2 separate regions of the Homo sapiens genome follow, and region 1 is linked to region 2. A link is an interaction called in ENCODE POLR2A ChIA-PET data of the cell type or tissue named here. Cell type or tissue: OCI-LY7. All regions are shown on one strand. Links, peaks and the distances in the headings refer to the core of each region. The heading gives the core; the rest is flanking DNA.

Region 1 (5,009 bases), core at 1,003-3,502, 73 kb before region 2:
GTATTAAATGCCTATATTAGAGAAATAGAAAAATCTCAACTCAATGATCTCAGCTTCTACCTAAAGAAAATATAAAAAGAAAAGCAAATAAAACGGAAAGTAAGCAGAATGAAGCAAATAATAAACCCAGCAGAAGCCAATGAAATTAAAACAAAATTAATAGAGAAAATTGAGGATACTAATAGCTTGTTTTGAAACAAGCATTAAAACGCACAACCCTGTAGCCAGACTTTTTATTTATTTTTAAATGAACACCAGTGCCACTTGCCAATCCCAGACTATTTTCTCAAATGACATAAGACACAAATTAAAAATAAAATGAGTTAAAGAATGGACAGAAAGCAGTTTGGGGTCCTAATGGTCATTGAAAGCAGGTTGGGCCATAGCCTTTCTCTCTTTTTATAGGTATAAAAGTGAAGGAATGATAAAATAAAACACAACAAATTACATATTTTGACAAGTTTGCAAATAACACAAATATTACATAATTTAGAAAAATAATATGTTAAAAATTAATTGTTTAACATACTTCTATAATGTTTTCAGCTGCATTTATTATTATTATTATTATTTTGAGACAGCGTCTTGCTCTGTTGCCGAGGCTGCAGTGCAATGGCATGATCTTAGCTCACTGTAACCTCTGCCTCTTGGGTTCAAGTGATTCTTGCGCCTCAGCCTCCTGAGTAGTTGGGATTACAGGCATGAGCCACTATGCATGACTAATTTTTCTTTTTTCTTTTTTTTGTATTTTTAGTAGAAATGGGATTTTGCTATGTTGGCCAGGCTGGTCTCAAACTCCTGACAACAAATGATCTGCCCACCTTGGCCTCCCAAAGTGCTGGGATTACAGGTGTGAGCCACCACACACAGCCAACAATGATTTTATAAGATCGCTTTCCATAGAGAGGTCAGAAAGATAATTTGATATTCACAGAAGCCAACCTGTGGCCATTCCAACCACATCTGACAAAAACCAGAGGCAGAGAATTTGCGACATTAATTAGTCTACTACTTCTATTGTTTCTGATATTACCATACACTAGCGTCACTGTTGAAAATAATTTTGGCATGGCCTGATACATCTCTGTCCATTACTGTAGTGATGCCCCTGGTGATTTCCCGTCCAAGAATTTAATGAAGTTTCACTCAAGTTCAGTCACATTCAATCATTCTTCCTGTGCCAGATATTGACTGTTGGTATTAAGTCCCATAGTAGTCCTTCCATATACTCTCTGTTACTGCTCAGTCTAGAAGTCTGAAAACTACATTTCCTAATCTCTCTTACCAATTAAGTCCAGGTGATTTTGTTCAATAACACAAAATTATAAGTAGGAAGAATGCAAAAGCCATTTTACTCCTGGCAACAGATTTAGAAGGATCATAGAGTTCCAGGATCCTCAACATCAGTAGGAATATCACCTCCCTGGTAGCAGAGGTGGCCGTAACAGCAGCCATAGCAGCAAGTATGTGCTCATAGGCTCTGGTAATAATACCTTTTGTAACTCAAACTCTGGGGGCAGTAGGGACTTCCTTTAGACACTGATCTGTAGGTAACCCCACCTTTTGCTCTGCTAAAAATTCCAAAACTTGTGTAACCAGTTGCCTGTATTAAATCCCCTTCTGTTTCAAATACATAGAAAGATGGGTTTTTTGTTAGTTAGTTTGTTTGTTTTTAGACAGAGTCTTGCTCTGCCCAGGCTAGAATGCAGTGGCGCAATCTTGGCTCATTGCAACCTCTGCCTCCTGGGTTCAAGCGATTCTTCTGCCTCAGTCTCCCAAGTATCCGGGATTATAGGCATGCACCACCATGCCCAGCTAATTTTTGTATTTTTAATAGAGACAGGGTTTCGCCACGTTGACCACACTGGTCTCGAACTCCTGACCTCAGGTGATCTGCCTGGCTTTGCCTCCCAAAGTGCAGGGATTACAGGCATGAGCCACCACACTCGGCCCATAGAAAGGTTTTTACCCCCTTGGCTGGATACTGATAGAAACAACTCCCAGTGCATGTTTACTAGAACAGACTTATTTATGTGCTGTGCTAGTTCTAGCCATTCCCAGAAATATTCAAGACGTGGCTTTGGGCCTGGATCACCAGTACAGATTTCTTGTGACCTCACGGTGTGTTGTAACTTGTGATGTATTTTTCCATCAGCACACCTCATTGGGATCATCTTCATATATTAGAGAAATTCTATACACATTGAGCCTCACAAAGGAAGGTGTCTGGGTATCAGATTCTCTCTTCCCAGGAAGTGCCTTTGGAAATTTACTTACTGCCTACTGAGAAGCCCTGCAAGCTGAAAGGTCAGTTCTGGAAGGGTGGCCTTTCCATTGATTAAAGGTCTTGTTACACGCTTTCCTCAGGGGCAGAGTTGCTTCACTGCTGCACATTTGCATAACGAAGGGGCCAGTACTCATAATGGGGATAAGAAGCTGTGTTTTATGGTAACGAGGAATATCCATCCCGATAGAGAAGAGATTGGGACCCAGGATTAAATAAATGTAAATTCCACCTTCCCAGATACACTGCTAAATAAGGGGAAAAAATAAATTTTGAGTTCAAAGACATTTCTTTCCACTATTCACCAACCATTGTAATCTAGAGACTTGTGTTCTAGAAGGGGAGCTTGCTAAACAGATTTCCACAAGCAGAAGCTAAATGTGATAAACGCAGATTTCAGTTTGCTGTAAAGAGAACAGTTTTGCACTAAAGTCGGGGCTGAAGAGTATCCTTGTCTCTTTAGTAATCAAATAAAAACAGTTCAGTAATTAGTGACAGACTTTGAACTTAAACAAGTTAATTAAGAACTGTGGGTTGATATGTCTGTTTTATAAGAATTATATTTAGAAAATAATTAACGTGCTTTTCTCTTTTGTCTTCCTGAGACCTCAGTCTTTATTTTTGTTGGCCTGGGGCATCTACCTGTTTTGTGGGGAGTGATGAGTTTAGGATTGTTATAGAGAAACGCAAAGAAAGGACTAAACTCTTAAAGATCATTGATTCGAAAACATATGTTAACCCTCACATTTAGCATTTCTAAGTCAGATGTGTCTTACAGCCTACAGTGTGTCACAGTTTTAGTGGTGATGCTCTTTTCCCCTTTATTTCCTAGGAGTAAATAAAATCATGGTGAATCTTATAGCAATGTAGATTTAATGAAACACTTCTGATACTCAAATAGCGTTGACGTTTTAAATTAAGATCTGCTTTACATGAGTTTTGACAAATGCAAACACCCTTTCCTCTATCAAGTCATAAGATAGTTCCTTTTCCTCAGAAAGATCCCTGGTGTCCCTTTACAGTCAATTCCTACACTACCCTCTGTCCCTGGCAAACATTGTTCTATTTTTTTTTTTTTTTTTTTGTCACAGATGAGTTTTCCTACTCTAAAGTCACAGAAACAGAATTGTATGGTGCATGATCTCTCATCTGGCCTCTTTACTCAGCATTTTGTCTTGCGCTTCTGCCTGTTGTGTGCACTCGTAGCTTGTCCCTTTGGTTGTGGAAGAGTCTTCCGTTAAATGAATATATAATTTGGGCCAGGTGTGGTGGCTCATGCCTGTAATCCCAGTACTTTGGGAGGCCAAAGCAGGCGGATCACTTGAGGTAAGGAATTCGAGACCAGTCTGATCAACATGGTGAAATCCCATCTCTACCAAAAAAAAAAAAAAAAAAGAATTAGCTGGGCATGGTGGCATGTGCCTGTAGTCCCAGCTACTCAAGAGGCTGAGGCAGAAGAATTGCTTGAACCCAGGAGGTGGAGGTTGCAGTGAGCTGAGATTGTGTCACTGCACTCCAACCTAGGCAACAGAGTGAAATAGTGTCTTAAAAAAAAAGAATATGTAATTTGTTGATGGATATTTGGGTTGTTTACTGTTTTTGGCAATAATAAATAAAGCTGTGATGAACATTTTCATACAAATATATATATATATATACATATATATACACAAATATATATATACACACACATTTTAATTTATCCTAAAACTTTTCTAGGAGAAGCATGACTGGATCATCTAGTAGGGGCATATTTAAAATAGGATTTTGAAGCAAAACAATCAATAGTCTTCTCAGCCAGGTTACTTTCTCCAGAGAGAATGGTCACTAATGTCCCTCTAGCATATCAAGGGTCAGGTTTGATGGCTAGCCCTTAGAATTCTTTTTCTTTCTTTTTTTTTTTTTTTTTTGACAGAGTCTCTGTTGCCCAGGCTGGAGTGCAGTGTTGCAATCTCGGTTCACTGCAACCTCTGCCTCCCAGGTTCCAGCGATTCTCCTGCCTCAGCCTCCCAAGTAGCTGGGATGACAGGTGTGAACCATCATGCCCAGCTAAGTTTTGTATTTTTATTAGAGATAGGGTTTTGCCATGTTGGCCAGGCTGGTCTCGAACTCCTGATCTCAAATGATCTTCCCACCTTGGCCTCCCAAAGTGCTGGGATTACAGGCAGGAACCACTGTGCCCGGCTGGTTTATTAATTTTAAATGATTAACCGTCCTTATGAGAAGTCCAGACCTCAGCATCATGCAACGTAATCACGTAACACATCTGCACATGCACCCCCAAATCTAAAATAGAAATTAAAAAATAAAATGATAACCCTGAGACATCTCTGGGCAGGGAAACTACTGGAGAAGAGGAAAGAAAAGCCTGTGAGTCCCACAGTTGTGGTTCGTGGAGGAGAGATGCCGTTTGATTCTTCTGGGTAGAGTGGGCAGACGGTCCTTGCAGGACCTGGGGGGAGACGCATATTTGAGAGTCCCGACCCGTCATTTCCCCTTCCAAACCCCTGATCTGCCTGGGGCTCTTGACTGAACCGTATCCACTCTGTGTCTTTCCCCTTGTCTACTTCAGTAATTTCTCAGGTGAATTATTAATTCAGTCAGAGTTTGGTTCAAAACCCTCCTTAGGATTTCATTCCCCTCTTCCTTGGAGAGCTACTGTTAGGGGTCCGCACCCAGGGAGCCCTGTGGGGAGGGGGCCCGGCTTGGTTACGATGGGCCACAC
Region 2 (5,009 bases), core at 1,073-3,572:
GCCAACATGGTGAAACCCTGTCTCTACTAAAAATACAAAAATTTGCCGGGCTTGGTGGCACATGCCTGTAATTCCAGCTACTTGGGAGGCTAAGGCAGGAGACTTGCTTGAACCTAGGAGGTGGAGATTGCAGTGAGCCAAGATCACACCGCTGCACGCCAGCCTGGGGGACAAGGGCAAAAGTCTGTCTCAAAAAAAAAAAATGCCTGTAGAACCAAGTGGCACAGATGCCCGTATGAAATGAATAACCATGAATAATTGAATGCAGAAAAAAAAAGGAAGGAGGAAGGATGGGATAAGGAAGAAGGTAGGAGAGAAGTGAACGCAGAGGGAAATGGTGAGCCCCACTTGGTGATGGGCACCATAGCTTGCTCACTTTGACTGTTGAGGACGTGTCACTCTGGAGACTACAGGCTGCCAAGAGGACCTCTGTGCTGAATCCCGTAAGGACTGTTTTCAGGGATTAAAACACTGGTGCTCTGAGGCTCACTTGGTGTGGTGGTATAACATGCAAATGAGAGGTGCCCAGGGCAAGAAAACTTGCTCTATAGAATAAAAGAAATGCTGGCCGATTAGGGAGAAGTCATGCTGAGGAGAGTGGCAGAGAAAGGACCCAGAGTGGGAAGAGCAGGGCAGCTCTGGAGAAATAATAAAGAGCTTGGAAGAAAATTTTAAAATCATTTGAAGATAAGAGTTTGCAATATGCTTTGCAATGTTAACTCTTCTCCCCAACAGCCCACAAAAATCTTGAGTAAAATTCCCATTTTGTCTTCATGCATTTTGGAGTTGAACGAGCTTTGAGGACATTTGAAACATGGAGCATGACTTCCTCTGTGAGCCAGGACTAGTGGGAAGCCTGTTTAGTCCACGAATAATGGGGTTTCTCCCATTTTCCTCCTGTTGCTGTCCTCTTGACTGGTTCATTGTTTACCAGCATATCTGCCAGGGGAGCACAAGGAAAGGAAAAGGTGAAGCTGAGCGTGGTGGCGCATGCCTATAGTCCCAGCTACTCAGGAGGCCAAGACGTTGAGGTTCGCTTGACCCCAGGAGGTCAAGGCTGCAATGAGCTATGATTGCACCACTGCACTCCAGCCAGGGCCACAGAGCAAGACCTCGCCTCTAAAAAAAAAAAAAAAAAAAAGAAAAAGGAGGGAGTGGGGGAAAGGAAAAGCTGAAACCCAGATCAAAGAATTTCACCTCTGTCACATAATCCATCAATAAACGTTGACTGCAATTAATCAAAGAATTATGCTAGAACCTGTGAGGAGAGCCAAGAAGCTAAAACATAGCCCTGCACTGAGGACGCTCACAGTCTCCTCAAAGAGGAAAAGAAATGGGCCCTCAAAAGGGGAAGTGACCGCTCACGTCTGCAGGGATCCGTTCAGCAATCAGGCCTGCCCTGCACTATACGCTGGCACCACATGAAAGCAGCCTCACTCTCTCATCTTAGACTTTCTTTTCTCTAGAGGAGTGATGTGCTGAGCTGTGGTCTCAGAGCCAAAATCCGAACAGGAGATAACCCTTTGCTTTCTGGGAGCGTGGCAGTGGAAGGACTGAAGCGGTTGCAGAGAGCCTGCTGTTTATGTACTGGATGTTCTTGTTAGGCTTAGTAGGAGGTCATTTTCCCAGGCCTGTGGTGTCCCCCAGGATTTTCTCTCCTTTATCTTGTACACACGGACCTGAAATGTCCACATGAGGTCCCACAAATTACATTTTACTTCGCTCATGCACTCTTGGGTGCACCCTTTAGTATAATTCAATTCAGTGCATATCAACGTAGGATCCAGGAATGGGGAGCTCTGCCCAGGCTCTGGGAGAAGCAAAAACAAACAAAGAAGGGTTTTTGCTCCCCAAGAGCCAGTGATCCACCTGTGGGAATTTGGATTGGAAGCAGAAAGCCCCCAGTTAATTGCAAGCACATCTGTCAAAGTGATAATCCCATCAAAAGCAAATGAACCATTGCAGGATAGCCTGGAGCACGAGGGCCTTCCATCTTTGCTTGTTAAGTGGATGGCGGTTGGATAGATGTTGCTGAGATCGGTGCCTCCCATGGCCGAGAGGCAGGCAAGACACTTCAGATTCTGCCCCAGTTGGCACTATGCAAACAGGGTTATTTCTCTCAAACTGGTATTGAAAGAATGCTGCTGCTAATTCTACGAAATCTACAGGTGCATCCTGTTATTGCGGCACTGAGTTGAATTTCTGCAGTTTGTAATTTCCACCAGATTCTACTAGACAAGGGCACAGGGGTCCCGTGGAAAACCAAAATCCACTATGAATCAAATAACCCAACTCTACTCAAATGTCTAGTTCCCAAGCCACTGTTGACTTGTGGGTTGTGCCACCCAGAAAACACTGGGAGAGAACAGTTGGTTTGTATGAATCATGAACTGAGTCCTCCGTCCCTAACAATTGAAAACTGACTTTGTTAACATTTTGTGGCTTGTGGTGACCAGTGCTGTTGGGTCCCACAGATGTTGTCAGAGGGTCCTCTTTCCATTTGAGTGGAGGACGTGTTTCCTGGGGGGATAGCAGCAAAGCTCCCTGGCCACTTCTGTCATGATTTTAGTTCAGGGATGGATAATAGAGTTTATCTCTCAAGCCAGCACTGATGAGTTACCAATGGCGGCCCAGGACAAGGATTCCAAACCCCCTTTGGAGCTCAGTGGTCTGTGGTCTTTGCAGGGAGGTGAAGGCATGCTTGTGTCACATTTTGTCTAGACGTCTGTACAGCTTTTCAGCTGGCTTCCCTCACTCAAATGTGTCTCTCCACTCCACCATTCTTACCCATTGCTTCCAGTTTAATCTTTTTTTTTTTTGACTGAGTCTTGCTCTGTCGCCCACTGGAATGCAGTGGTGCAATCTTGGCTCACTGCAACCTCTGCCTCCCAGGTTCATGTGATTCTCCTGCTTCAGCCTCCCAAGTAGCTGAGATTACAGGCACCCACCACCATGCCCGGCTAATTTTTTTTTTCAGTAGAGATGGGGCTTCACCACGTTGGCCAGGCTGATCTCAAACTCCTGACCTCAGGTGATCTGCCCACTTCGCCTCCCAAAGTGCTGGGATCACAGGCGTGAGCCACCGTGCCCAGCCCCAATTTAATCTTCTGGAAGAATACTTTTCCCTTATCTACAACGTAACATTTTAGGAGTGTCCATAATGTCTTTGAAATTAAGCCCACATTTCTTAGCCCGGTATTCAAAATCCTTCATAACCTGCCCTGGCCTATCTCTTCAGTATTAATTCTTCGCTATCCTTCATGCTGTCTTTGCCACAAAAATGTTCCCAAGCAGACCAGAGAACAAAATAAAAATCATCAACTGCTCACTGTTCCTGCAACACCGCCTCCTCTTTTCTTGGTTTCCTCTGTTAAATCCATAAGCCCAAAGCTCACTCACTCCTTAACACCCAGCTCCAGTGCTACCCTGCTGAAGGAAGTCTCACCGCATCCCTCCCTCTGGAAGTGCTCCCCCTCCTCTGGGCTGTTCCCTTATCTGCATCTTAGGAATATTGAAAGGAATCACTAGCACTGACTAGGCCCTTACTACATGGCAAGCACTGTGCTGAGAATGTTGCATGTCTCTGCCGCTGACTTCTCACAGCAATCTGGCGGGGCCGGCATGCCATCACTATTTCCATGTTACAAGTGCAGGCATTGCATCTCATTGTGGTTGTGAAACACCCACACTCACATAATTCGTCAGGAGTGGTGTCATGTCTAGGTCCCAGGTCTGTCTAACCCTTACACATGCCACAAGCCCATCACTCTCAGGGCATTTACCAATTGAAAACTGCCTTGTAGCTCTCTGGAGACACGGCTGATCATTCCAATGAGGCTCTATGCATCTTTAGAGAGAGGATATGCCTCTAGGTCGCCTTCTTATTCCTAGTGCTGAGTTCAGTACTTAGCATGGAATTAATGCTCAGTCGTTAAGCATTGAATGAATGACTGTATGCAGAACCTTTTTAGAGCTCTGGATTTGGGAAACACAGTTAATAAGGCATCAGCCTTCACTGTATTTCATCAGGCTTTTACTTTGTGGAATTGGGTTTGAGAAAAAAAAAATCACTCAGTTGTGGCCCAAGTCTAGAGTCCACAATTATGCAATATGTTATGAAGGGTTTGATGGAAACCTTCAAGTGTCCGTAGGGAGAATGGTCAGTACATTCAACCATGAATTCAAGGACTAGTATGTGATCGGCCTGCTGATGTAAATTCCTCCTCCTCCTCCCTCCTCCTTCCTCTTCCTCCACTTCCTCCTTCTTTCTTTTTTTTGTTTTTTAATTTAAAAACAAATAAAACGTGCACATGAGCAGTCTAATCCTTTTCTTTGCTGCACAGCTTGGCACTGGGATTGGTGACTCCAATGGGCAGCTGGGCCACTGTTTCCAGGATGGCTTTGCAGTTCTTGGGGGCAACATTGAGGGCAGTCTCAGCACACTGAGATGTGTTGCACCTCAGCAGGACCTCCGGCTTCTTGACGGGGTGGACCAGGAGCTTCTGGAAGCCGCTGGGCAGCATGTACTCTGCTGCTCCCATAACCTGTGCCAGGCATCAAAATTAGGCCCTTGATTCTTCTACCAACCCTGTTGTCAAGAGGAGTTGTTGATGCCTCTGCATTTCTGCCAGTTATGCTAATTTTGGGATATTGGCCTGACTGGTACTGGATGAACTTCTTGTCCTCTTTATGAGGATCTTGGTCATCATGAGGGGTCCTAGTGCAGCCACAGTGCTGAGTAGGAGAGGAAGACAAGGGGAGGCTGTGTGAAGGGCTGAGGGGACGTGGGCTCTGTCAACTTCTTCTTTTGGGAGCATCGAGTGCTCTCTGAAATGCACTCGCCTCTCCCTAAGAGCGGAAGTGGGCTGGGTGTGGGGGCTCACACCTGTAATCCCAGCACTTTGGGAAGCTAAGGCAGGAGGATTGCTTGGGACCAGGAATTTGAGACCAGCCTAGGCAACATAGTGAGACCAGATTCTCTAGAAAAAAATTAAAAATTAGCTGGGTGT

What was found. Peaks named below come from ENCODE experiments on the same cell type or tissue, not always from the same donor. Only the 100,000 strongest peaks of a DNase experiment are listed, where the experiment ranks them.
Region 1: POLR2A ChIA-PET joins it to region 2 with 5 read pairs; 3 of 35 experiments call an interaction of 5 or more read pairs at or near these places.

What each region holds. Positions count from the first base shown.
Region 1 is chr10:5,994,546-5,999,554 of GRCh38, forward strand. No RefSeq gene overlaps it. Among named protein-coding and RNA genes, the nearest start is that of IL15RA, 20 kb to the left of the region's middle. In OCI-LY7, for the core only: no CTCF peak of the experiment used is centred there; no DNase peak of the experiment used is centred there.
Region 2 is chr10:6,067,192-6,072,200 of GRCh38, forward strand. It overlaps the pseudogene RPL32P23. Among named protein-coding and RNA genes, the nearest start is that of IL2RA, 7.3 kb to the left of the region's middle. RefSeq lists a silencer at 1,430-1,519. In OCI-LY7, for the core only: a CTCF peak has its summit at 1,736; DNase peaks (open chromatin) are centred at 1,380 and 2,140; H3K4me3 peaks cover 1,616 bases; H3K27ac peaks cover 2,500 bases.